Regions from separate parts of the Homo sapiens genome. Here regions 2, 3, 4 and 5 are each linked to region 1. Evidence: chromatin loops called from intact Hi-C (ENCODE). Cell type or tissue: gastrocnemius medialis. All regions are shown on one strand.

What was found. Hi-C counts contacts between places; a loop is a spot of excess contacts. Peaks named below come from ENCODE experiments on the same cell type or tissue, not always from the same donor. Only the 100,000 strongest peaks of a DNase experiment are listed, where the experiment ranks them.
Region 2: a loop joins it to region 1, with 2.8 times the contacts of the local background. A loop is called at or near these places in 2 of 110 quality-filtered maps.
Region 3: a loop joins it to region 1, with 2.9 times the contacts of the local background. A loop is called at or near these places in 14 of 110 quality-filtered maps.
Region 4: a loop joins it to region 1, with 2.6 times the contacts of the local background. A loop is called at or near these places in 3 of 110 quality-filtered maps.
Region 5: a loop joins it to region 1, with 4 times the contacts of the local background. A loop is called at or near these places in 22 of 110 quality-filtered maps.

The regions. Positions count from the first base shown.
Region 1 is chr5:67,244,371-67,249,370 of GRCh38, reverse strand. No RefSeq gene overlaps it. Among named protein-coding and RNA genes, the nearest start is that of TILRLS, 21 kb to the left of the region's middle. In gastrocnemius medialis, a CTCF peak has its summit at 3,117 (motif pointing left); no DNase peak of the experiment used is centred here; H3K27ac peaks cover 1,074 bases.
Region 2 is chr5:68,043,836-68,048,835 of GRCh38, reverse strand. No RefSeq gene overlaps it. Among named protein-coding and RNA genes, the nearest start is that of LINC02219, 140 kb to the left of the region's middle. In gastrocnemius medialis, no CTCF peak of the experiment used is centred here; a DNase peak (open chromatin) is centred at 2,245; H3K27ac peaks cover 826 bases.
Region 3 is chr5:67,491,797-67,496,796 of GRCh38, reverse strand. It overlaps LOC101928819 (a long non-coding RNA gene), which reads left to right and starts at 4,224. Exons shown (of 5, transcript XR_948391.3): 1 at 4,224-4,340. In gastrocnemius medialis, a CTCF peak has its summit at 2,944 (motif pointing left); DNase peaks (open chromatin) are centred at 1,536, 2,416 and 2,916; H3K27ac peaks cover 2,549 bases.
Region 4 is chr5:68,169,472-68,174,471 of GRCh38, reverse strand. No RefSeq gene overlaps it. Among named protein-coding and RNA genes, the nearest start is that of LINC02219, 18 kb to the left of the region's middle. In gastrocnemius medialis, no CTCF peak of the experiment used is centred here; DNase peaks (open chromatin) are centred at 1,217 and 3,121; H3K4me3 peaks cover 381 bases; H3K27ac peaks cover 3,682 bases.
Region 5 is chr5:67,390,487-67,395,486 of GRCh38, reverse strand. No RefSeq gene overlaps it. Among named protein-coding and RNA genes, the nearest start is that of TILRLS, 120 kb to the right of the region's middle. In gastrocnemius medialis, no CTCF peak of the experiment used is centred here; no DNase peak of the experiment used is centred here.

The DNA of each region.
Region 1 (5,000 bases):
AGCTGAAAATCTCAATTTGATTCCTGACTCTGCATTTGGTGATTTTCCCTAAATGTTTTTCTTCCCCTGCTCTGTTGTTTCTTGATACTGGCAAGGGTGGAAACTCATAAAAAGAAATGCAAAGGGCATATTTCACAGGAGATTACCAAAGATTGCAATAATCTTGGCATCCTTTGCTATTAGGAAGAAAACTGCTTTAAGAAAAAAAGGATATACCATATTGAAACAATTTATTAACTGATTAAATACCAAGATAATGTATGACTCTTCCATCTCATAACAAATCAACTGCTAGCCAACCTTACAATTCTCTTTTATGAGACCTTTTAATACTTTTTAAACTAAGTCTCCTAAGGTTTCTAAAATAGACTGCTTGACCTCGAGCCCAAATCAACAAACTTCTCCCATGTATCCCCCAAGCCCTCAGGGGTAAGGGCCTGACAGCTGGATGTGGGCATGACACAGGAAGTACAGTGTGTACTGCCCAACACACGCCCAGGAATGTCTGCAGCTTGGGAGGATCAAGCATGTACCTGTCTGTGTTTCCTGTGGTCTCTGGGAGCTGGAAGCTAGACCAAAACACACCATTTGTCAACTGTAGCAAACCATTAGCAAAATAGGCAAGTGGTAACAGGGCAAGTGAAACAACAGGCAGGTGGCACTTCTGTGACACCAATGACTGCAAACACAATTACTAGGCTAGAATATGAACAGCACACCTTTTAAGACTCCCTTAGCCCAGGAGTTCAAGATCAGCCTGGGCAACATAGCAAGACCCGGTCTCTACAAAAAATTTAAAAATTAGCCAGGCATGATGGTGTGTGCCTGTAGTCCCATCTATGTGGGAGGCTGAGGTGGGAGGATCACTTGAGTCCAGGGGGTTGGGCTGCAGTGAGCTGTGATTGCTCCAATACACTCCAGCCTCAGCAACAGGCAAGACCCTGTCTCCAAAGAAAAAAAAAAAAAAAAAAGACTCCCCCTCAGAATACATATGAATGAATAAGTGAACAAAGAAACAAATAAATAAATGGCATTCCTAGCCATGTTTCAGAACCATTAGAGGACATAATCAGAAACTTCAACATAAGCCCCAGGTCTTCTGCTTCTGTCAAAACACTTTTTAGTTGCTCTTACTTCTATATATATTAATCAGCCTCCAGCTGATTCAAGATTTATCATCAAAGAATCAGATTCTTTTCATTTTTATCAAATTAGGAATTAAATTTCCTTTGTGACACTTCTCTCTGAGACGTATAATGATTTCTTTTCTTTTCAGATATTGTATCACCTTCAATTCTGATAACCATAGAACACAGGGGATCTTTTATCATTTTTAAAAAATCATAAAGGATCTGAATCTTTTAAGTATAATCTTTTAAGTGACGAATTGTTTCAAATAAATCACTTAAATCCCTGATGTATTATAGGACTTGACATCAAAATTAAGTACTCAAAATATGCAAGCACAGTATTAGAAATGTCGCATGTATTAGAAATAGCCCACCTGCTCTAACATAAGCTAGGGTGGATGGCGAAGCCCACTCCCCCACCACACACACCACTGCCCCCTATACACAATCTTTCCCCCATATAACTTCCCAGGTGGATACAGAAGCGTCTCTGCAAAATTTGGCTAAAAACCGCTATCTAAATACAATTCAATTAGAAACAAGAAATAAAGAGTTCATCAGATACTTCAAAACAATATAAAGTTGTCGGTTTTATATTGCTGTAGGCTCAGATCCTGCCAACATGTTGAATGTCTAGTATATACCAGGCACTCTCCTTGGAGTCACATATTCCCATTAACATATATTCTTCCAGGCAGGGACCAGCTGATTTCTATATAATGCATTGCATTTCCAGCTGGGTCAATGCCTCTGTAGTGTGAATTATGTGGGAGCTATCACAGCTACAACTTTCATGAGCAACTTGTATTTTCTTCCCCAGGTATAGAAAAACCCAGCAGTCTTCCCAGGCTTCCTGCTTTGTGGATGATGGAATATGTTATAGTATGCTGAGATAGAATTGATAAAAATTACATAAGAAAAGTAGAATGAATATATATATGTATGTCTCTTTCCACTTTCTTTCAAAGCTATCCACAGTATTTTATCTAAATACAAACTGCAAAACAACGTAGGCCTTTTCCCTTTCATTTTATTGCATTTTTTCTCCCTGGAATAATTTCTGAGCTTAACTCCTGATTCTGTCATATAGTGTGGCTTTGTGACAACTGACAACTTATTTAACTTCCTGGAGCCTCGCCTTAAGAATGGAGTTATCAGCATCATCTGATTCAGAGAGTTGCTCTGGGGCTGAAATAAGGGAGAATCAATGTAAAATTCAGGGCGTTAATGCTTTTTTGTGTTAGATCACTTTCTACTCCTGGCCTTTCTTCAAGTGTAAGATTATCTGGACCATTATATCAACACCCTATCTTTGATGTACAAACATGTGAATTATCAGCTTTTCATCTCTCTGTCAGTAAATGGATACCCTATGCACATACAGAATGCACAAACATGAAAATGTCTACTTTAAATAACAATGGTACCAGCAGCACGGAGTCACATAATAGACAACATGTTTTAAAGTAAAGAATCCTCTTCCACGGAGTATTAATTTACCAGCTTTCTACATGCCAAGTTCCCAAAGCAGTCAAGAACATCTCAGACCTGCAGGCTTCATGTTTCCCCTAATGGGGTACTAATTGTTTTCACATAAATGCCCCCACTGTGCAAGCTCTCTATGTAGAATGAAAGTGGGTTGTGGAATGGTAAAAGTAAACCATCTTTCTGATGTCTACAATGTCATGCTTCAGAAGATTCTAGAAAAGGTCTAGCTGGAATTAAATATATTTATATTCAAAAGCTTTAGTATTTAACTTACAAGAATATCAATTGTGAGCCACCTTTCTAAAAAGTATCACCACTTCCCATAATATTTACTTCTTCCTAAAACAATTATGTTCTAAACACACACACACATACACACACACACGCACACTCTGTCTCTCTTTGATAAAAAGTATTTTCTCTGTGAAGGACTCTAATTTTGCATTTTCCTTATTTGCAACCCTGTTTAGGATTTTAAAATGAGGTGTTTTAATAGCGCCACCTGGTGGTAATGATCTACTTCAAGTACCCAACATAACTTCTCTTTCCTCACCTTTTCTCCTGTTTTGTGAGCTGTTTCTTTCATTTGTATTCATGAATCATTCCTTTGCATTAGTGTTGCTGAAGAAAGTAATGATTTTATCAAAACAAAGTAGGCTATTACAAAAAAACTAACAGAAGTGTTAATGTGAGCAGAACAGTAGAACCTGCACACTTAAGGGTATGCCACTCATCAGGGGAAAGAAATGTAACTAAAAATCAACAAAAGGCTGTGAAGAAACAAAAAGGGGAGAGGCAGTAACTCCAAAATGGGCTTTAGACAGAAAACTCACCTGATGTAGGGCATGTTGGCCAACATTTTCCTTTTATATATCTGCCACATTTTCTGCCTTGTGGCCAGTCTGAAAAAACTAAGCAGCCCAGTACAGCAGGCAAATGCTTCTCAGTCACAAACAATGGAATATTGAAGCCATTGATATTCCTCTCACAGCGGCAGGAACCATAGCAGGTGCTAAAGGAATTGGTTGTTTATGAAGAAATAATCAAATATTCCCTCCCTCCTTCCTTCCTTCCTTCCTTCCTTCCTTCCTTCCTTCCTTCCTCATTTCTGCCGCTTCTCACACAGCTACCAGCATCCCTCTCCCCAGGCATCAGAGTGCTACTTGGGGAAAATAATAATAATGTAGGATTTTTTTTCCCTAAATCACTTCAACTCCAAGGACCCATTAGCAACTTATGCCCCTTTACAGATCTCGCCAGTTGATCATCAAGAAAGGCAACTTTAGAGATGATGCAATCAGGGCAAAAAAAAAAAAAAAAGAACAAGTAACTGCAGATATCTTTTTAATTTTTTTTTTTTGTATGTACCTTTTTGAGAATTAGGTCATTAAATTCATTGAAAATTCCATTCTTCATCCAGCCTTTGAAAGTTCTCATCTTGTTCAACTTTGAAACAGATCATAAGGTGGATTCACATGGTGAAAAATGGGAGGGACAGAATGAAGACTTGACAACAATGAAGAGATAATGTCTACCTGGAGGCTAACCAATGGCACCCAGGCTGCTGAAAGAAATTCCTTCAGCAGGGGCCCAGGGAAGAAGCCTAATTTAAAGGTCAGAATCAGACACACAGACACACACGTACACACACACATGTACACACATTAATCTACACAATCACCAGAGCAATCATCTAGCCCATTTGCATCAGCATAAGGTTTCACCTAAACTCTCTGCACTGACCTTTTATGGAAGATGTTTGCTTTCTAGGGCCTGAGACCTGGGACCAGCTCCCAGAGACGAGGGTACAGGGGAAAGGACCTGAAAGTCAAGTTTTATGGAAGATGAAATGGAGAGAAAAAAAATATTTGTTTATTGGTGATTTTAGTTAACGGGAACAATAGCTTTGCATTGACAGACAATAAGTGAGGGGAAAATAGTGGTGGGGTGGCGGTGTGAGGAAGCCGACATGGATAGAGCAGCCAAAGGAAGCTCTGAATAGGCTCTGGAAAAAACTACAACCCAACAAACTATTCCATGACTGTAAGGCGCTGGAAGCCTGCCAAAGTCAGACATACATTCTCACTGACCTTTTTAGACCTGATTGACTCCCAATCAGACTATGAAGACTGTGACCGAGGAGTGAATTCCTGTTCCTTCCTGGTGATCCTGCATTACTTTCCAGTAAGTTCTCTCATGGTCCAATTGTTCTTTTATCTGCACAGGAAGGGAATGTGTGATTCCTTTTGGAAACTGGAGTACTGTGGGAGCCAGGCCCACTCTCCTGGCTGCTGGAGATCTGAGCATACCCAGGTCTGGAAAGAAGCCAAGTCATGGGGACTGTGATGCAACAGCTCACCTTACCACCAGGCTAGATGGTAG
Region 2 (5,000 bases), 800 kb before region 1:
TCTCCCCAAAATCTTCCTTGTCCCACACGCCCTGCGAGTTACTGCTGCACTTCTCAGCTACCCATTTGCAGTCTGCCTTCTTTAAGGTGTGGTCCACATAGGCTGCCTGTTACAGCCTGAAACACACTTCTGTGACCTCTGCCCTGCTAGGTCAGCCTCTTCCCCATTTTCTCCAGTGCTTTTTCACAACTTAATATTCTGTAAGTAGTCATGACATTGTATGCTCTTATGCCAAGTAGTCTTCACCTTTGAGTGTAGTAGTGTAATTTGATGATATTTTTTCCTGTACGATTTTCTGTATGTCCTGGAATTAATGCAGTAGTTCCCTATTATCCACAATTTTGCTCTGTTGGGAGCAAGCCCCCCAAAATCTGGCCATAAACTGGCCCCAAGACTGGCCATAAATAAAATCTCTGCAGCACTGTAATATGTCCATAATGGCCCTAATGCCCAAGCTGGAAGGTTGTGAGTTTACGGGAATGAGGGCAAGGAACACCTGGCCTGCCCAGGGAGGAAAACTGCTTAAAGGCATTCTTAAGCCACAGACAATAGCATGAGCGATTTATGCCTTAAGGGTGCGTTCCTGCTGCAGTTAACTAGCCCAACCTATTCCTTTAATTTGGCCCATTCCTTCGTTTACTAAAAGGGATACTTTTAGTTAATTTAATATCTATAGAAACAATGCTAATGACTGGTTTGCTGTTAATAAATACTTGGGTAAATCTCTGTTTGGGGCACTCAGCTGTGAAGGCTGTGAGACCCCCGATTTCCCACTTCACACCTCCATATTTCTATGTGTGTCTTTAATTCCTCTAGCGCCACTGGGTTAGGGTCTTCCCGACCTAGCTGGTCTTGGCATTGCTCTCTGGGATTTTGCTTTCTGTTATCCACAGTCCAATGTGGTCTGAAAGTATTAAATGAAAAGTTACAGAAATAAACAACTCAACCATTTTATTTATTTAAAAAATAATTTCAACTGTTATTATTGATTAAAGGGTACATGTGCAGATTTCTTGTATGGGCATATATATGACACTGAGGCTTGAGGTCCCAGTGATCCCATTACCCAGGCAGTAAGCATAATACCCAACAGGTGGTTCTTCAGCTGACATCCCCTTCTCTCCCTCCACCATCTTAGTGGTCTCCACTGTCTATTGTTCCCATGTGTATTCAATGTTTATCTCCCACTTATAAGTGAGAAAATGCAGTATTTGTTTTTTTGTTCCTGTGTTAGTTCACTTAGGATAATGGACTCCAGTTCTATCCATGTTGTTGCAAAGGACATATTTCATTCTTTTTATGGATGTGTAGTACTTCATGATGTATATGTACCATATTTTCTTCATCCAATCCACTGTTAATGGGCACCTAGGTTGATTCCATGTCTTCACTATTGTAAATAGTGCTGCAATGAACATGTGGGTGAATGTGTCTTTTTGATAGAAGAAAGTATTTTCCTTTAGGTATACACCCAGTGGTGGGATTGCCCGGTGGAATGGTAGTTCTAAGTTCATTGAGAAATCTCCAAACTGCTTTCCACAGTCACTGAATTAGTTTGCATTCCCACTTACAGTGTAAGAGCATTCCTTTTTCTCCACAGCCTTGCCAGCATCTGTTGTTTTTGAGTTTTTAATAACAGTCATTCTTACTGTTGTGAGATGGTGTCTCATTGTGGTTTTGATTTGCATTTCTCTGACAATGAGTGATGTTGAGCATTTTTTATATGTTTGTTGGCCACTTGTATGTCTTCTTTTGAGAAGTGTCTGTTCATGTCCTCTGGCCATTTTTAAAAATTTAACTTTTATTTTAAGTTCAGGGGTACATATACAGGTTTGCTATATAGGTAAACTTGTGTTAGGAGGGTTCGTTGTATAGACTGTTTTGTCACCAATAGCCTAGTACCCATTTATTATTTTTCTCGATTCTCTCCCTCTTCCCAGCCTCCCACCTCTGGTAAGCCCTAGCGTCTGTTGTTCTTCCCATGTGTCCATGTGTTCTTATCATTTAGCTCCCACTTATAAGTGAGAACATGTGGTATTTGGTTTTCTGTTCCTGTGTTCGTTTACTAAGATAATGGCCTCCAGCTTCATCCATGTTCCTGCAGAGAACATGATCTTGTTCTCTTTTATGGTTGCATAACAACTCATGTGTTTTAAATTGCATGCCCTTCTGAGTAGTGTGATGAAATCTCAAACCATGTCCCTCCGTTCTGCGCTGGATGTGAATCATTCCTTTGCCCAACGTCTCCATGCTTTCTACATTCCCTGCCCATTAGTCACTTAGTAGCCGGCTCAGCTATCAGATTCACTGTCATGGTATCCAGTGCTTGCATCCAGGTAAATCTGATTTTACTTGACTATGGCCATAAGTGCAAGAGTTGTGATGCTGCTTTGGGAGGCCGAGGCAGGTGGATCACCTGAGGTCAGGAGTTCGAGACCAGCCTGGCCACCATGGTGAAACCCCGTCTCTACTAAAAACACAAAAACTAGCTGGGAATGGTGGCATGCACCTGTAATTCCAGCTACTTGGGAGGCTGAGGCACGAGAATTGCTTAAACCTAGGAGACAGAGGGTGCAATGAGCTGAAATTGTGCCACTGCACTCCAGCCTGGGCAACAAAGCAAGACTCCATCTAAAAAAAAAAAAAAAAAAAAGAGTTGTAATGCTGGCAATACAGATATGCCAAAGAAAAGCAAGCTAGGAAGTGCTTCCTTCAAGTAAAAATGTGAAAGTTTTAATAAGGAGAGTAAATGTATCATATGCTGAGGTTGCTAAGATCTAAGGTAAGAACAAATCTTTTATCTATCAAATTGTGAAGAAGGAAAAAGAAACTCATGCTAGTTTTGCTGTCACACATGAAACATCAAAAGTTATGGCCACAGTGCATAAGTGCTTAGTTAAGATGGAAAAGGAATTAAGTTTGTGGGTGCGAGACATGAACAGAAATGTATTATGATTGATGGCAATCAGGTTCTGTACTATTTGTGGTTTCAGGCATCTACTGAGGGTCTTAGAACATATCCCCCATGGATAAGGAAGACAACTGTAATGACTTTAAAAATTGCATAATTTTCTATGCCTCATTACTATTTTTTTTTCCGCGGTGACCCAATGGCATGGTAAACCACCCTCTAATGTTTCCCATACTTTCGGTGCATTTGTTCCATTTTGTTTTTCCTGGACACCACTGTCTGGGAACCCTCCATTTCTTTGTTGTTTTGCTCTAGTCTGAATGTGTTGCCCTCTAGGCCTGCTACTCAGCTGTCATCTTGGGACTTCCCTTGACCATTGCTAGATGACATAAATGTGATTCAAGAAATTTTATCTGGCAGCCGCTTGTGGGACATATTGGAGCCAGGAGAGATGGCAGCATGAGGACAAATTCAGAGGACTTTGGAATGAGCTCCTGCTTGAGATAATTAGAACTTCAAATATATGCTTATCAGTGAAGCAGAGACTCCTTTCTGGTTCAGTGATAGCATGTCTAAAAAAATAATAATAACATTATTATTAAATATTATTCTAGCTAGCTAGAATCCAGGTCCAATGATGGGAGCAGAGTCACTCTGAGTGTTATAGGATAAGAGATGTACCTCCTGGCTAGATTTTGTGCAGCTGTGGGAGGTGAAGGGCAGCTGCTGCTGGTCAATCCTAAGAGCCAGGCACATCCAGCCACTGAAGTGCTATGGTGAGGGGTATAGGAAACGTCTGTGAGTTCTCAGCCTAATGTCTGGTGATTGGCTTAGGGCCACTGCTGGTCAATGGGGTCAGGAATCTGGAAGAAGGGCTGGGGAGCAAAGAAGAGCCAGGAGAATCTGGATCTGCCTGACATCTTTGAGTCTATCTGCCACTTCTACTAACCACCATGACCTCCAAAGAACAGTGGCTGCAGCTGTTCTTCTGCCTCTAAAATCTCAACACCTTTTGGTGAACTCTCACCAGGAACATTTAGATGAAGGTAATACAGTTCCTGCTAAACCAAACTGATAACCAATCGTTAGGGGCTGAATTGTGCTCCTCATCTTCCCAAATTCATATGTTGAAGTCCTAACCCCCAGTACCTCAGAATGTGACTATATTTGAAGACAGGATCTGCAAAGAGCTAATTAAGGTTGGATGAGGTTCACAGGGTGGGCCCTAATCCAATATGATTGGTATCCTTAAATGAAGAGTTGGTTAGGGCAGAGACAGGCACAGAGGAAAGACCATGTGAAGAGACATTGAAAGACGGTCATCTACAAGCCAAGGAGAGAGATATCCTAGAAGATATCAGCCATACTGACACCTTGATCTCAGATTTCCAGTCTCCGGAACTATGAGGAAATACACTTCTGTTGTTTAAGCCACTCAGTCTGTGGTACTTTGTTAGGGCAGCCTTAGCAAACACATACACTGATCAATCCAGCACGACGCCTTACATTTACATATTGCTTTGTACATTGCAAAGCATTTCAATATTTTTTTAAATTAAATTAAATTTAAAGTTCCAGGATACATATGCAGGACATGCAGATTTGTTGCATAGGTAAACGTGTGTCATGGTGGTTAGCTGCACCTGTTGACCCATCATCAATATGTTAATCATCGCAAATGTTGATAACATAGCTAACACTCATACAGTGTTACTATGTGCTAGGCAATGTTCTGAGCACTTTATATATCAGGGATGTCCAATCTTTTGGCTTCCCTGGGCCACCCTGGAAGAAAAAGAATTGTCTTGGGCCACATACAAAATACACTGACACCAATGATAACTGAGGAGCTAAAAAAAAAAAAAAAATCACAAAAAATATCATAATGTTTTAAGAAAGTTTATAAATTTGTGTTGGGCCACATTCAGAGCCATCATGGGCCACATGTGGCCCACAGGCTGCGGGCTGGACAAACTTGTTATGTATATTAACAAGTTTAATCCACACAATAGCACTGTGAGACAGAGCTGCCTATCTGTGCCCTAATCAACTCTTCATTTAAGGATACCAATCATATTGGATTAGGGCC
Region 3 (5,000 bases), 250 kb before region 1:
GATGGACACATGCATTTAAAAGAACAGATAATAGTGACACATGCCACAATTCCAGGGGGCGCCCATCCTTTCCTCCCGGAGTTGTGCAGTGAGGCAGTTCTGGCCTCATGAGGTTTAAATATTGAAAATCCTATCTATCTATCTATATCTATCTATCTATCTATCTATCTTTCTATCTATTTATTTATTTTTAGACAGATTCTCACTCTGTCACCCAGGCTGGAGTGCAGTGGTGCAATCTTGGCTCACTGCAACCTCTGCCTCCCGGGTTCAAGCGATTCTCTTGCCTCAGCCTTTGGCAAATATCATTTTTACTTTCTCCTTTAATGGATATTTTATTGCAATTTCTCATCCTAAAGGTCAAGCTATTAGAAATATCACCCCATGGTAAGGCTGGCATTTCACTTCTTAGGGAGATTTGGGGTTTTAATACCAGGCTTTGTGGAAGGAGAGGCTTTGCTTAATTCCTTTGTTCTATTCCTTTGGCAGGTGGAGAGCCATCCTAGGAAGCCCAGCTAATTGATGTCTTCTGTGATAGAAGTGATATGCCAAGTACCCTTGTTGAAGGCTTAATTAGAACAAACAGGAAGACAGAAATGCAGGGATATTTCACTCCTTGATCTCTTCCCTGGGAAAAAATAAGGCGACACCTAGGCAGGAAGGAACAGCAATCAGACATGTGTCTTCTGGCTGCCCCTCCCTGGGTTTTGTTCCCAATGGTGGGAGACATGAGACAGAACAAAGAAGTCAGGTGGCTTTTGCCTGGCTGCCCACCATGGTCTCTGAGAAGGTGCTACCTCTCAGGCTGCCAGGTACCCCTAAGCCAGATAAGGCATCCCAGTGGGGTCAAGAGAGGCCCTGAGCTTGGCTCTTCAGCTGGTCTCAACCCCCAGTAGCCTGCATGCTGAGTTGGGAGAGAATGGGCCTGCTGGGGACCCTACTAGGGACAGGCAAGGTGCTCTTGCAAAGGCAGGGGGTACTGAGGCCAGAGGGTGAAGCTCCACAGCTAGGGAGCATGATGGGAGGCCAAAGCAACAAGAAGGTGGTGGAGGCTCCGCGAAACATTCAAAGCCAAAAGAAGAGGCCACATACTTCTTTGCTGCAGAATATGGAGCCAGTGAGGCCAGGACCACCCGGGGGTCAAGGCACAGTGCCTAGGAGACCTGCTGCTACTACCAGTCACTATGCATAAGGGTAAGCCAGAAGCTAGGAGCCTATTTCCTCCCAAGGCCTCACACAACCAGAGGCCACTGAAAAGAGAGCAATGAGGGAGGAGGAGGCTTTGGAAAGACTGAGCATTTTTATTCAAAAGAGACTTTATACTATGTGAAGGGAGTTTTTAAATGATTGGAATTAAGAGTAAAACATTAAATTGGATTGGACATTGGGTTAATTTTTGTTTTCCTGCTGAACAACCAGTAATGGCACGGAAAATGCCAGCTAAATCACAAACAAAAGCTTTCTCTGCAAAATCAAGTGGAGATGCCACTGACATGCTCTCCTGGTCACACTGTTGGATCCATGCCACTTGCTCTTGTTCTACTCATGGCCATGATCTCTGTGGACCTCAGGAAAACTTCTGTCTGAGAAGTTCTGGTCCCTGGCCTGTTTCTGGACTTTCAGGGGCATGTTAGAGAAGCAGCTCTAAGCAGGGTGATAACCCAAAGAATCCACTGCTACCATCAAAACGCATATTCTTCTTAGCCCACTCCCTGGAGAAGTTCGGGTACAGAAAAGACACTTCTAAAATGCACATTATCAACAAGTAATGAGCTGCACCGTTTAAAACAGCGTGTGAATAAAAACCCACTCCCTGCCTGCTACTTTACCTTTCCCAGCCTGTTTCCACTTTTTCTTGGTTAGGGTTTGGGTCTTGGCTACACTAAGATGTTCCTTTTTCTTTTTCCTTTTTCTTCTCAAACCACAGTAACTCACACAGGAGCCAAACCCCTTAACTAAAGAATAATTTATGACAGAGAAGCTAGCATTTTAAACAAAATAGTTTTGGGGAAAGGGGAAGAAAGCCAGGAGGTCAGAAGTTGATTTCTAAGGACAGCATGCTGGCCGCCTCCTCCTCAGGGCCGGCCTGCTGGGATTATCACATTACGGGAAGGGTCCGTGCCAGGGCCAGGAACCATGCCACCCGGCTCCTATTGATCCCCTCAAAGGACTCAGCAAAGCCTGCAGAGCTGCAGAGCAGTGTGGCTCTGAGCTCTAAAGACACTGGCCCTGCTGAAGGGCTTATTTTTCACCAGTCGGAGAGATATTGAAATGTAAGAGGTTCGGTTGCCTCAGTGAAGAGAGGCCATGTTGCTTGGATAAGTGATCCTTAAGCACATCATGTGGTGTAAGCGAAGGTAACAGGCCCCGCCAACAAAGGCTGTAAGTGGTGCTTGGCAAGACAAGGCCCAACCAGCACAATACAAAAAGATGATTCATTACAGACACTGTGCACACATGCTTGGCATCTCAAATCACACGCAGGAGCTGCAGATCATGGCGTCGAGTTCCACTCCCAGGTTGCCCCGTCAGCTAGTCAGGTTCGAGGGCAAGCTGCCTGACCCAGGTGTAAATAATGCAGAGCTGGCATGCCACCTCTGACAGTGGGACCAGCAAAGCAGCTGGAGAGAACTGATGCCACCAGAGGCAAAGCTTGTGCCAGAACTGGTGAAAACTGTTTCCCCTTTTTCTACTATAGGGAAAGTTTAAGATTTGTTGTAGGAAATGAGACAATTAAGTAAAAATCCCCCGGAAGATCAAAGGAAAGTGTAGGAACACATATGTCCAGGCACTGCCTTGGCCACGAGTGGTTGGTATAGATGGACATAGCTGCTGCCCTGCTGTGGTAGAAAACCTGTGTCCCAGTGATGGCTCTTCCTCCTCCTGCCTTTCTGGGATCACCAATCAGAGAAGACTGTTCATGGCAATATGACAGTGCCACCAGCTGGTGCTGCCTGCAAGGACTCTTTTGCTGTGCTGACTACAGAATCCTGTGTGCCTATGGTAAGCCTAGGATCTGTGAGGTTAGGGAGCTGCTGTCCTCAACAAATGGTTCTCTTTGGGGATTAACTGGGTTGGCAAAGAGTGAGCAAGCTCAAGAAAACTTCTGTGGTATGGTAAAACGTGGCTTTCTTGGCAAGGCTACGCTGTATATGTGTCAACTACAGAAGTGCTACTCCAGTCAATCCAACAAATACTTCCAGCAGCAATTCCCAAATGGTTTATTAAGAGTACGTATTTTTCATTTCAAGGGAGAACCTTATCTTAGAATGCCATGAGGTATACCAGTAATCATATGAAGTTTCCTATATTACATATGCTATTTATTATGACTATAACCGTGTAACATTTAATAACTTCTCCCCAGATAAGAAATTAATTTAATCTACTGCTTTTCTATTTAACGTCTTTGCAGTTTCAATGGGAGAAAGAAAAACAAAAGTGGAAGATGAATTATTTTTAACAGAATTAATATAGCTAAGAAAATACGCCATTCTAAACCAGTAATAATAGGCCCCTGCCTGGTTCCAACAGTAGATACTGTTTCTAACATTATAGCATTTTGCTGATGAACATGCCCCACTGAAATCCTAACCATTAATTTTCTAAACTGTACTTTTTAAAAACTTGACAAGGCTTGTTTGGTCACTGAATTATATATCCTCTTCTAAATTTCCTTCTTGGGAAAGTTTTCTTTTTCACCCTTAAAGGGATATTATCCCTGCTTTGGACAACTTTCTCTTAATAGTCAGATGTTTTCAATGTACTTCATATTCCCCACCATTCCCACTAATTAAATTTTTCATCTGCACAATGGATGGTAAAGGCCAATTTCACAATAAGAGGGTGTTGCCATCACCACATTACTAGAGAAGGAAAGGGAAGATGATGTCAAAGCAGATCTGACCTGGGCTTTGCATTTTGGTCTGGGGCTTCTGCTCCCCCCAGTTTTCTTAAAAAGGGCCAGATGAGATACAAACCCAAGGGCTGCAGACCCATACTGCTGACACTTGACTGTGTATGCTTACCGGGCGGAGAGGACCTCACCATGTGGGGCTTGCTGCATCCAATTCTTTATCAGTCTATACGAAATCCATCACATATAGAATCGATCCTCTAGGATCAGGAAGGGAAATAATTTTTTTTTTTTAATATATGACCATATAGCCAACATTTACTAGAATATATGTCATTTATATTTTCATATCTAGGATACCCACAATATCCCAAAACACTTTCCAAGTATGGAAATCTCAAGAGATTTTAACTACCATTATGAAGAGCACAACTTTGGAAGGGAAAGGCCTGCCTCCTGTTGTAAAGTAGGAGAAGGAAACAAGGTAAAAAGTGATAAAAGGCATTAGAGGCCTAAAATGTATCTATTACTACTACTGATATGATTAATATTTAATACTCATCTTTAATATTGAGCTTCAGATTTCTTATGTATTTCTTATTATGGGAAATTCTTATGCCATAAAGAAAACAGTCACTTAACTCTCTTTGCTTCTATCTAGTCTATTAATTGCTTTTGCTGAAAATCTAGGTTTAAACTTTCATGATCCCTCAGTCATGAAATCTTCCCAGGGTTTCTAACCTGGAGACCACATGGATGGAAAAATAATTACATACTATTTTTATTTACATGTAGCAAAAATTTAGTATTCCTTCAACTGTGAATAAAGGCAAAAAGAAGGAGAGAGAGAATGAAAGAAAGAACCCACAGTTGTAGTGGTACCTGTGACTTCGTCAAAAGTATAAAATATAACTATTTTTATGTCGTTACAGCAGTACATACAGATGAATTATTTATGCTTATCACTGTGTTAAAATTCAACAGTTTTTATTAAAACCCACTGGTAGATTTTTTAGTGTATTTATAATGAAGCAAATTTATTACTATACCACAGATTTTTATAAATATCTTGGTAACTGCATGTCAGAATAATCCTATGCAATTTACTTTATACATTTAAAAAAATAAAATAAATAACATTATT
Region 4 (5,000 bases), 930 kb before region 1:
TGTGAGGACACGGTGAGAAGGCACCCTCTATGCACCAAGGAAACGTCAGCCTTAAGCAGACACCAAATCTGCTGCCTTTATCTTGAACTTCCCAGTCTGCAGAACTTTGAGAAATAAATTCTCCTTGTTTTTAAGCCACCGTATCTATGGCATTTTGGTATAGCAGCCTGAATGAACCAAGACACTTATTTGGAAGAATAACTTTATTATGCTTCCCTTAATAGAGCTTCTGATTGATGCTACTCGTGATTACAACTTTGAGCAATTAATTTTATCCCTTTGAGGGTCAGTTTCTTCACTAGTAAAGGGGAGAAGACATTGTGTCATTCCATCCCTAATATTCTGTGTAATCTATGAGTTTTTTTGGCCCATGGGTGAAAATAATACAGTTGATTTGGTCAATGTGCGGATTATTTTGGGTCTCTTCATTTCTATGTTTTCAGCTGCTGCTTCTTTTTTTTTTTTTTTTTTTTTTTTTTGACAGCGTCTTGCTCTATCACCCAGGCTAGAGTGCAATGGTGCAATCTCAGCTCACTGCAACCTCTGCCTCCCGGGTTCAAACGATACTCCTGCCTCAGCCTCCCAGGTAGCTGGGATTACAATTGTGTGCCACCATGCCTGGCTAATTTTGTATTTTTTTTTTTGTAGAGATAGGGTTTCACCATGTTGGCCAGGCTAGTCTCAAACTGCTGACCTCAAGTGATCCACCCACCTTGGCCTCCCAAAGTGCTGTGGAGGCACGAGCCACCACACCTGGCCTCAGGGTCTCTTCATTTCTTAAGTCTGTAAGTCACAATGTGGCCATCTAAATATATAGATAGTGAGGAGAAGTAGAACCTACTGACTCACTGTCTGAATGCTTAGATGGCCATATTGCGACTTGCAAGCTTAAGAAATGAAGAGACCCAATATAATCTCACACTGACCAAGTTGACTGCATTATTTTCTCCCCATAGGCCAAAAGAAGCATCTCAGAATCCTCAAGAAACAACAAAATATGTTCATACTTTCAAAAATATTCTTCTAATATCTTAAACTGGTATTTAAAAACAGGGTAAAGGGCTTTTCTACTTTAAAAAAGTTCCAGCACTGTAATACAACTGGAAGAGTCCCAGCCAAAAAGGCTTGACTTTTGACTATCTGGGCAGCGATAGAGCATGCACTCAAAATGAAAAGAAGATGACATGATGCTTAGACTATGCTTCAAAACCCACCCCCCCACAACAAAATGAATGCGGGAGTGGAGGAGCTCGGATGATGTAAGAACAAGTATCTCAAGGGTATGTGAAGAAATTAATAGTGAGCAATATCCAGTAGCTTCCAGTTGGCCAGCCTATTTTAACCCAGGAAAATAAAAGGCATTGCTAACAAATTTTGGTCCCCTTAACAAATGGAACAATATTCAGAAGAAGATGAAGATACAGCAGTGACCCAAGCAGACAAAATCCTTGCCCTGTGGAGCTTAAAATTTTGAGAATACTAAATAGGGGTCACTTTGGCCAGAGAATTCATTTCTATTTTCAGTTCCATGAATGTCCACTATATTATGAGCACTGAACAGAGGGGAGGATTATCATAAAGTTAATGAGCTTTTAGTTTCACAGCCGCTTACTTTCACAGGCCCTTCCAAGGTTCTGTGTGTCCTTCGCAGGGATTTAAGGTATAGCTGGATGCATGGAGAGCCACGCCAGCCAGAGGGTCAATCTCTACATTCTCGGTCTGTGTGGAAGGCTGGTAGGTTGAACGTACTCTCAATTTTTGCTGACCTCCAGTGATGCCCTGCAACATGTGGAGCCTCCCCAGGTATCTGAAATCCAACTCTGGCACCAAGGAGAAGGTTTGGAATGAGATGCTCCACCACTCTCTGCTCAGGGTTCTCCAGACAAAGGCCCCACCACCAGCATCTCGAGCCCTGCCCTTTCCACCCAGGACACCAAATGGGATGCTGGATCAGTTGCTGAGACAATGGCCAAAGGGTCAGCTGGAGCCCTGCCCAGCAAGATCAAAGGTCTGGAGTCTCTGAGGAATTTTCTTAGAGCACGAAGCACCTCTGGAGCAAGAGATTGTTTCAGCTGTGGCATGACCAATAATTCTCAAGCTGAAAGATTATTTTCTAAGCCATTAATAACAAAAAACATATTTCTATCTGCCATGCCAGAAAAAAAAAAACAAAATTATCTTTCTATTCTCTTTACACAAAATAGTATTATAAAGTTTTGGTTATTTGAGGAACGATCAAAGAGGATAAAGTAAAAAAAGTAGGGAAAAGAAATGTTACATAGGTGGATCAAACAGTGAAGTTATGATAATAACAATAATTCTTAATACTAATGGTAATGATGCTATTTTTCTGGATGCTTTTTAAAGTTTGTCATTTGTTATGGTTTCTTCTCTTATTCTAAGTAGATATTTACTCTTGGGCTTAATTTCATATTCTTTTTCATAAAGAGGGCTCCATATTTTATAAGCTTTGCAATAACCTGGATCTACCCTTGACCGAGTTCCTTTTCTTGAAGAGTGGGGCAGGAATCACTAAAATCACAAGAAACCAATTCCTACAACTTTTCTTTGCTCCATTAAATCCTTACCCTCTCCTATTTGATCTTGAATCTATTATAGAAGCTTAGAAGATTCAAATGCCAATAAGGAGTGTTCAAAATATCTAAATCCATGACTTGCCTGACCCAATCTCATTGAAAAAGCAAAGCATTAACTCTGTCTTCCTAATTTGGAAGAAGACAGGTTTGCCTGGATCAGTTTTTGGAAAGGAATTACTTTAGAAATACCGATCTCCGAAAAAAATAGAAGAGCATATCATTTCGTTTGTATGTTTCTTTTGAAATTAGTTATTAATACAGAGGCAATCACTTTTGAATGTCTTTGTACCGTACACCAACCCATATTTTCCATCTATTCAGGAGGGAAGAGCAAGGCTGAGAGCCAGCAAAGGGCAAAGAAATGACTGCCCATTTTGTTGCAACACCAAAAAACTCTTGATTTATCAGTGTGTTTGACATACTCTTTTTCGGCGGGGTGGGGAGGAGGTGATGGGCTGGTGGAAATAAAGACTTGTAAATTTTGTAAATGCGAGTCCTCTAAAGTAGGCCAATTGGTCAGCTGCAAACTTGGCAGCATCGTGAAGCATGTGTGCTGGGCAGCTTCGGAACACGATGTTCTGTTTCACTTCTGAGAGCAGGGGAAAATGGAATAAGGGCTCAACCCAGGACAGAGAGAGAGAGAGCTCAGCAGCGACCTGCGAAAGGGCCCAAAGACAAAGGAAACAGTAAAGAATAAAAGCCCAGCATCATTAGACTGCTGACCACAACGCTGAAAAAAGAGAGAGAGAAAGAATGTGAAAGTGTCTGAGAGAGGTGCTGTGGTTCTGATGCTTGCTGAAGCTAAGTTCTGGAAAATTCAGAGCAGTTGTGTGATTGATGATTAAAAGTAATAACTCAGTGTTTTATGTAAGAGTAATGATGAAATTTCGTAAAAGTTCTTGGAAATAATGCTGAATCTTATTGAGTCTACAAACCTTGAACCATAAAACAAAGTGTGGCATGAAGGAAAAAAAAGTTTGAAACACAGACTCCTATAGCTCCAAATTTAAAAAGAACTTGTTAGGGCTTTTTTTTTTTTTAAACTAAATTTACATTTCATATTGTTTTAATAAATATTCGGCTACTAAATAATAATATATAACTTATAAAAATAACAAAGTGTTTGGCATATTTGAGTAGTCACCCTTCTCAGATATTTTCAAATGATTTATGAGTAAATAAACTGAATAAAGTGCAAAAAAATATGGACTTGTGTTAACAGTTCAACAAAAACAGGTACTAATAGTAAAGTATACGTTAATTCATAAAACATTTTGTTTAATGGCACCAACTGCTCATATCTTGAGATTGGTTCTTTCTTTTAATTAAGTGATTTTGAATTATGTCATGGTGACATTCTATTAGAATCATTTATAACTGATAGCATGTAATGAATAACCACATATATTTGTCTTCAAATATCTGGTGTTATCATAAACTTGAAAGGACAGAGATCAAGCAAGTGATAATTGCTTAATTCCATATGTACACTATCATTTAAACATATTAAGTTGAAAATAAATTCTTAAGGAATATCTCCATCTTGATTTATTGCACAGAAGTTCAAGTATAAATGCAAAAATGGTTATTACTCAGTGGCACCTCTTCTTCCTCCATGTATGTGCCAAAAGAGAAAGACAAAAGAAAAAAAAAGCCACCTATTTATTAGTGTAAAAAGGAGACTATGGTGGCCAAAAGACTCAGCTGGTCTTTGTAAAGGAGTTTATAGCTTTCAGCTGAAATCTCTAAGTGAGAATTCTCATTCCCAGCTGCTGGCTCCCTGGGAGCTCTCCGTGGCCTCTGACCTCATTTCCATGGAGACAGAGGTGGGAAGGGTAAAAAATAAGTTAAGGGGGAAACTTTTCTTAAGGCAGTATTTCCAAATCCCCACTCCTCTAACACTAATGACTGTCCAAGTTAAAGCTGGCCACACATCACTATTTGAAATCACTTTCAGTTTTTCAAGGGTGAATGGCTAAAAATGAGGCATTTGATTGTAAAGATACATTTGCAGAAATAAAAGAAAATACCTGACGTATTTGATACTGTTTAATTGAAGCTCTAAATGAAAGCAAAATGGCTGCTAACATTCAACAATGGAGAGAGAATTCTAGCATGTTTTGGGGTCTGGTTTGTGGCCGAGTTCTGTGAATGTTATATGTTAGAGTTCTGCAGACCTCTGTACCTGTGGGGGTTGATGCTCCCTTAAACATAAGAAAAGTGAGATCTTTGTTAGAAGAACTTGAAAAGGGATGATTCTCCTCACATATCCGTTAATCCATTCCCTTGCCTATCAGCCTTTCTTCCTGACCATTTAACTGAAGCTAATAAAAACTATCACGATACTACAACTACTGCTACACCTGGCTACCAGCAGCCATTTTTTTTAAAGTTATTACTGCA
Region 5 (5,000 bases), 150 kb before region 1:
TTTTGCAAGAAGAGAAGATATGGCATGGTAAAATCTTCATTCTCATAGAAGGATATGTTACTTAGTAGGTATAATACAAGCAGACACTAACATTTTTCACCATTTTTAATCATCTGAGATACACTGTATCTGAGAAAGGCAATTTAACTGAATACCTGGAGGACAAATGGAGCTGATCTGAGGAGTAGAATAAGAGGGAAGGAGTGTGGCTCCCACCCTGAGTGCAGAGGGGTGTGTGTGTTGTAACCTCAAGAAGGAAGATTGAAGATTGGTTGGTCAGGGTCTCACTTTATTAGATTTCTTAGGCATTTTTGAGTTTTGAAAGTTCTAACAGATTTCTTTCATTGTCTTTACCATTAAGTTTTCTTTCTTATATACCTCCTTTCCTTACTTTTGCTTTCCTCTATTTCAAAATAATTAATAGTACTCGGACCTCCTACACAATGGTTCTCAAATAGATTCTACACTCAGTTAAGAATACAATATGAAAAGGGGAGAGAGAGGAAGAGTCAATTAAATAACAATAGCCTAGAATAACTGCTATTTTAAGGATAACAGCATGTAATTCAAAAGCCTGGAATTACTCAAAAGAGGCAGCCCCTGAGGAAATATAGACCATAATCCATAAAAAGTAATTAAAACCTTCCTGGTATACTCCAAAGTGGTCAGAAGAATTCAATTACAAACTTCATAGTTACATTATGAAGATTTACACCAAAGCTAGAAGCAAGAAGTGACCAAGCCAGGAAAGACTTAATCACAGAGGATCTTAATTATGTCTTTCCCAAGGAATCAATACTCTCCTCTTTCACAGAAACATTTTTCACCGTTTCTAAATAGTATTTACATTAACTTTTCAAATGCCCTATCAAGTTCACAAGAGACACACCAATGGGGAGTGGCGAAGCTGTCATGTTCAGATTTTCAATGAGGGAAGATAATGGGAGTATCCATGTCTAGAGTGCTCAGTAGTCATCAAAACACCAATCAGAGTACACAACCAGTAAAACACACTGTGCCTGGCTGTATGAGCAAGGTGAGCAGCTTCTAACACAATGACAGTTTGTATTAACCCATTCTCATGCTGTTATGAAGAAATACCTGAGACTGGGTAACTGATTAAAAGAGAGGTTTAATTGACTTACAGTTCCACATGGCTGGGGAGGCCTGAGGAAACTTACAATTGTGGTAGAAGGCACCTCTTCACAGGGCAGGCGGATAGAGAATGAGCGCCAAGCAAAGAGGGAAACCCCTTATAAAACCATCAGATCTTGTGAGAACTCACTCACTCTCACGAGAACAGCATGGGAGAAACCATCCCCATGATTCAATTATCTCCACCTGGTCCCACCTTTGACACATGGGGATCATGACAATTCAAGGTGAGATTTGTGTGGGGTCACAGAGCCAAGCCATATCACACTTAGGATTCTCCATAAGGGCTAATTCGTCCTAGAATAACTAGTTAGTCTTCTACCAATTTAGGGTTCTGCTCACCTCTGATCAAGCCTTAGATTCCAGGCATCAGAAGCAAAAGTCAGTTAAACAACAAAGACAATGACATTGTTTTCAGAAAGCTTCTTTTGCAATACAGGAATTACTCCACAGCAGAGAAGACAAGTCTTATTCCCTTACCCAAGATAATAATTCTAAGGATGCTTTGGCTTCAAGTAGCAAAAAACACAGATGCAACTGCCTTAATCAGTTAGACAATTTAAATTTTCACATATCAAGAAGTGTACATTCAGAGGAGTTCTAGACACATACCAAACTGGGTTCTGGTTTGCAGCTCTGCAAACTACAACCCGCAGGCCAAATCTGGCCTACTACTTTTCTTTGTAAATAATATTTTATTGGAACACAGCCAAGACCATTCATTAATTTATTGTTTATGTAATACACAGCCAAGGACATTAATTTATGTATTGTTCTGTGCTGCAACAAGAGAGATGAGTAGTTGTGACACAGATCACATAGCCCACAAAGCCCAAAATATTTATTATCTGGACCTTTACAGAAAAATAGTTGCTAACCCCTGCTATACCTCTATCTTCCTGTGACTCTCTAGGCTTTCCTCTCATTCATGTATTGGCTCTGTGCCCAGCCTTTGTACCCACTCCAGGTCATAGGTGTCACATGCAAGCATGACAATATTTCTAGACAGAATATAAGCCATATTTTTCTTGTGTCTTCTTGTAAGAACAAGGAAGCTTTTCCTAAAAGCCCATAGAACACTTTTATTCACATAGCTTTGGCCCAAAACATATCACAAGGCAGTACCTGAACCAGTCATTGGCAAGGCAACTGAAATTGCCATGACTGGTTAGACCAATCAGAATCTACTCTCAGGGACTGAGGGTAGGTCACCCTCTCCTGAACCAAATGGCCAATGTGCCAAGGATAAATGCCTAAACCAAATTAGGACTCTCTTGAAACAGAGGAAAGCAAGGAGAATGAATGTTGATTACTACCAAAGGGTTGAGTTCTAGGAAAGATGGAAGAGCTGAGCTTGCCCTGGATGCCTATGTCTTTCCCCTGTATATTTACAATGGAAAATGCTAACAAGAAAGATACTGAAAGGCATGAAGAGGACTCTAAAAAGAAACTATTGAGGGAATACATGATACCTATTTTGAGGTTTTCTACAATCAGCCCTACCAGTATCCAAAATAACAAATGCCTTATTGTCACATGGACCTACTGTAAAAACATAAGTCATATACTCCCTGGAAGAGCAGAGGAAGAAAAAAGAGAAGAACCAAGGTGTCATTCTCCTGGAGAAAATTTACCAGAGTAATTCTCTGACCTCTTGTACTTCATAACTGTGTGAAACTTATATTGAATACAAGTTATAATGCAGCTCCAAATGACTTCTGCAAACTGTTGTTAGAAAAGGGTTCATAGGTATCCTTTCCACCCACCACAAATCAATAAATACTCATTACATGCAATATGTAAAAATATATAATTATAATAGCATAAGCAAGTGAGATCTATAGTTCATGTTTTTACTCCCATGGGAAGACTCTTCATAATTTCAGTAAGGGAAATAATTTTTAAACATTTTCCATGTACAGTTCCTTCCTGATACAAGAGAGTACACGGCAAGTAATTTAAGAAAGGCAAGTCTGGAGAGACTGCAGTATATTCTCTCAGTTGAATAATTTCATGAGTCTGACCTTTAATAACATGTATATTCGATACAACCCATTTAGCACTCGAAACATTATAAGATAACATTGTTATATCTTATTAATGTTTTCATTAAATTACAAGTTCCTTAACAGGTTGTATTCTCCCCCGGGGTAGATATTTTGTTTCCTCCTGATATACCGTGCCCATAATACCTGTTCAGTATAAACTGAATACAGAGCTCTACCTTTTTTTTTTTTTAAATGATCCACAGTTTTAAAGAGATTTGTGTTCCAAACTGTCATTTGTAAACTTGAACTTGAAATTCAAGCCCATTTTCCTCCTAAGATAATGTTAGAGGTATTAGTTAGGTCTCTAGCATAGCCTGTGAAAGACTTTAACAAATAATGTAGCTAGTATTGTTTACCTTTACAACGCAAAGCAGCAGAAAACCATATTAGTAAAAGGTTGCAATTGCTTATTTATAAGTTCGTGATTTAAAACCATAAAGAGTGCCTTTGAAAAGTAAAAGCATTCAGTGGTCATCCTAACAAGGAGAGCCTCCACAATAAAAAACCACACAACAGGAGGACATAAGTTCTAACCCAAAATGCCACTCTCCTTCACAATCACTAGCATCAAAAATATTACGGTTTTTTGTGTGTATATCAGCATATGCTGGAAAATCACACCAACACACTAGCCGTTTTCATCTTAAGAACAGTGAAATCAGTTCAAATAAATTAGTAATTTTATTGTGACTCATTTGCCAAGAAAAAGTCCACATCAGTTGAATTGGAGAAAGGAAAAGATAGCATCAAGAGAAAAAACAGAGCATGATGAGAAACATTGTACAATTTATCAATTAGTGAGGACAATAGTTTTCAAAGTATTGACACACCCACTGAAAGTATACCAACTACAAATATTTGAGTTTACTCTGGTTTTAAGTGCTGTTTCTACAGTCTTTTGTTGAAAGGCTTCTCACTTAATCTTAGGATCGAGTCTCATGACTACCCAACCAATTTTCTCTCTTCTCTTGGCAATATATCTATTATAGGTAAAGAAATAACTATAATATTTCATTCTTTGCCTCTGATTAGCAACTTAAAACTAGTTCTTAGAGTAAAATTTAAGTCTTCATGCTGAAGGGGAGTTGCTTACTCCCTGCAGCTCTCCTGCAGTCTTACAATTAACATAATTAGTCAACTGTGGCTAAATGGGGAAATCATATCATTTGCTTTCCATGAACATGCCCTGGGCTGCCTCGTCATTCTTCCCACTAATGGAGAGAGCAGAGATTTGGTAAACCTTGCTCTTCAGTTGGATTCAAAGCAGAGAGTTCATTTCCAATATCCAAATTACTTATACTTTAAAAGTAGCTAAGGGTTGATTCCTTATTCACCAATATGTCTGATTAAAACACACAAAACAAAATTACTCTCTAGGTGATATTTTGTCTAAGCACAAATTCTTTGCAATCACCATACTTAAAGCAATAAACAAATTGAAAAATAAAGAATGCATTGTTTTTGTAAAAGTGATGCCTGCTCACGAATAAATCAAGTTATAACAGGGAATTTAGAAAATCACCACAGTTTCTCAAATCAACATTGATGTTCAATAGACAACTTTCTAGGTGTCTCTCTAGGCCTATGGACAAATAAAAGATTGTCAAAGCCGTATACAACAAGCTCATAGTTAACATCATACTTGATAGTGAAGAAGTTAAATTGTCTCTGTTTACAGATGACATTTGTGTGTCTGGCTTTTTGTATGTCAGGATATGCTGAAAAAACCATACCAGTCACTAACAGTTTTTATCTGAAAACAGTGATACAAGTTCAAATAAATTAATATTTTCACTT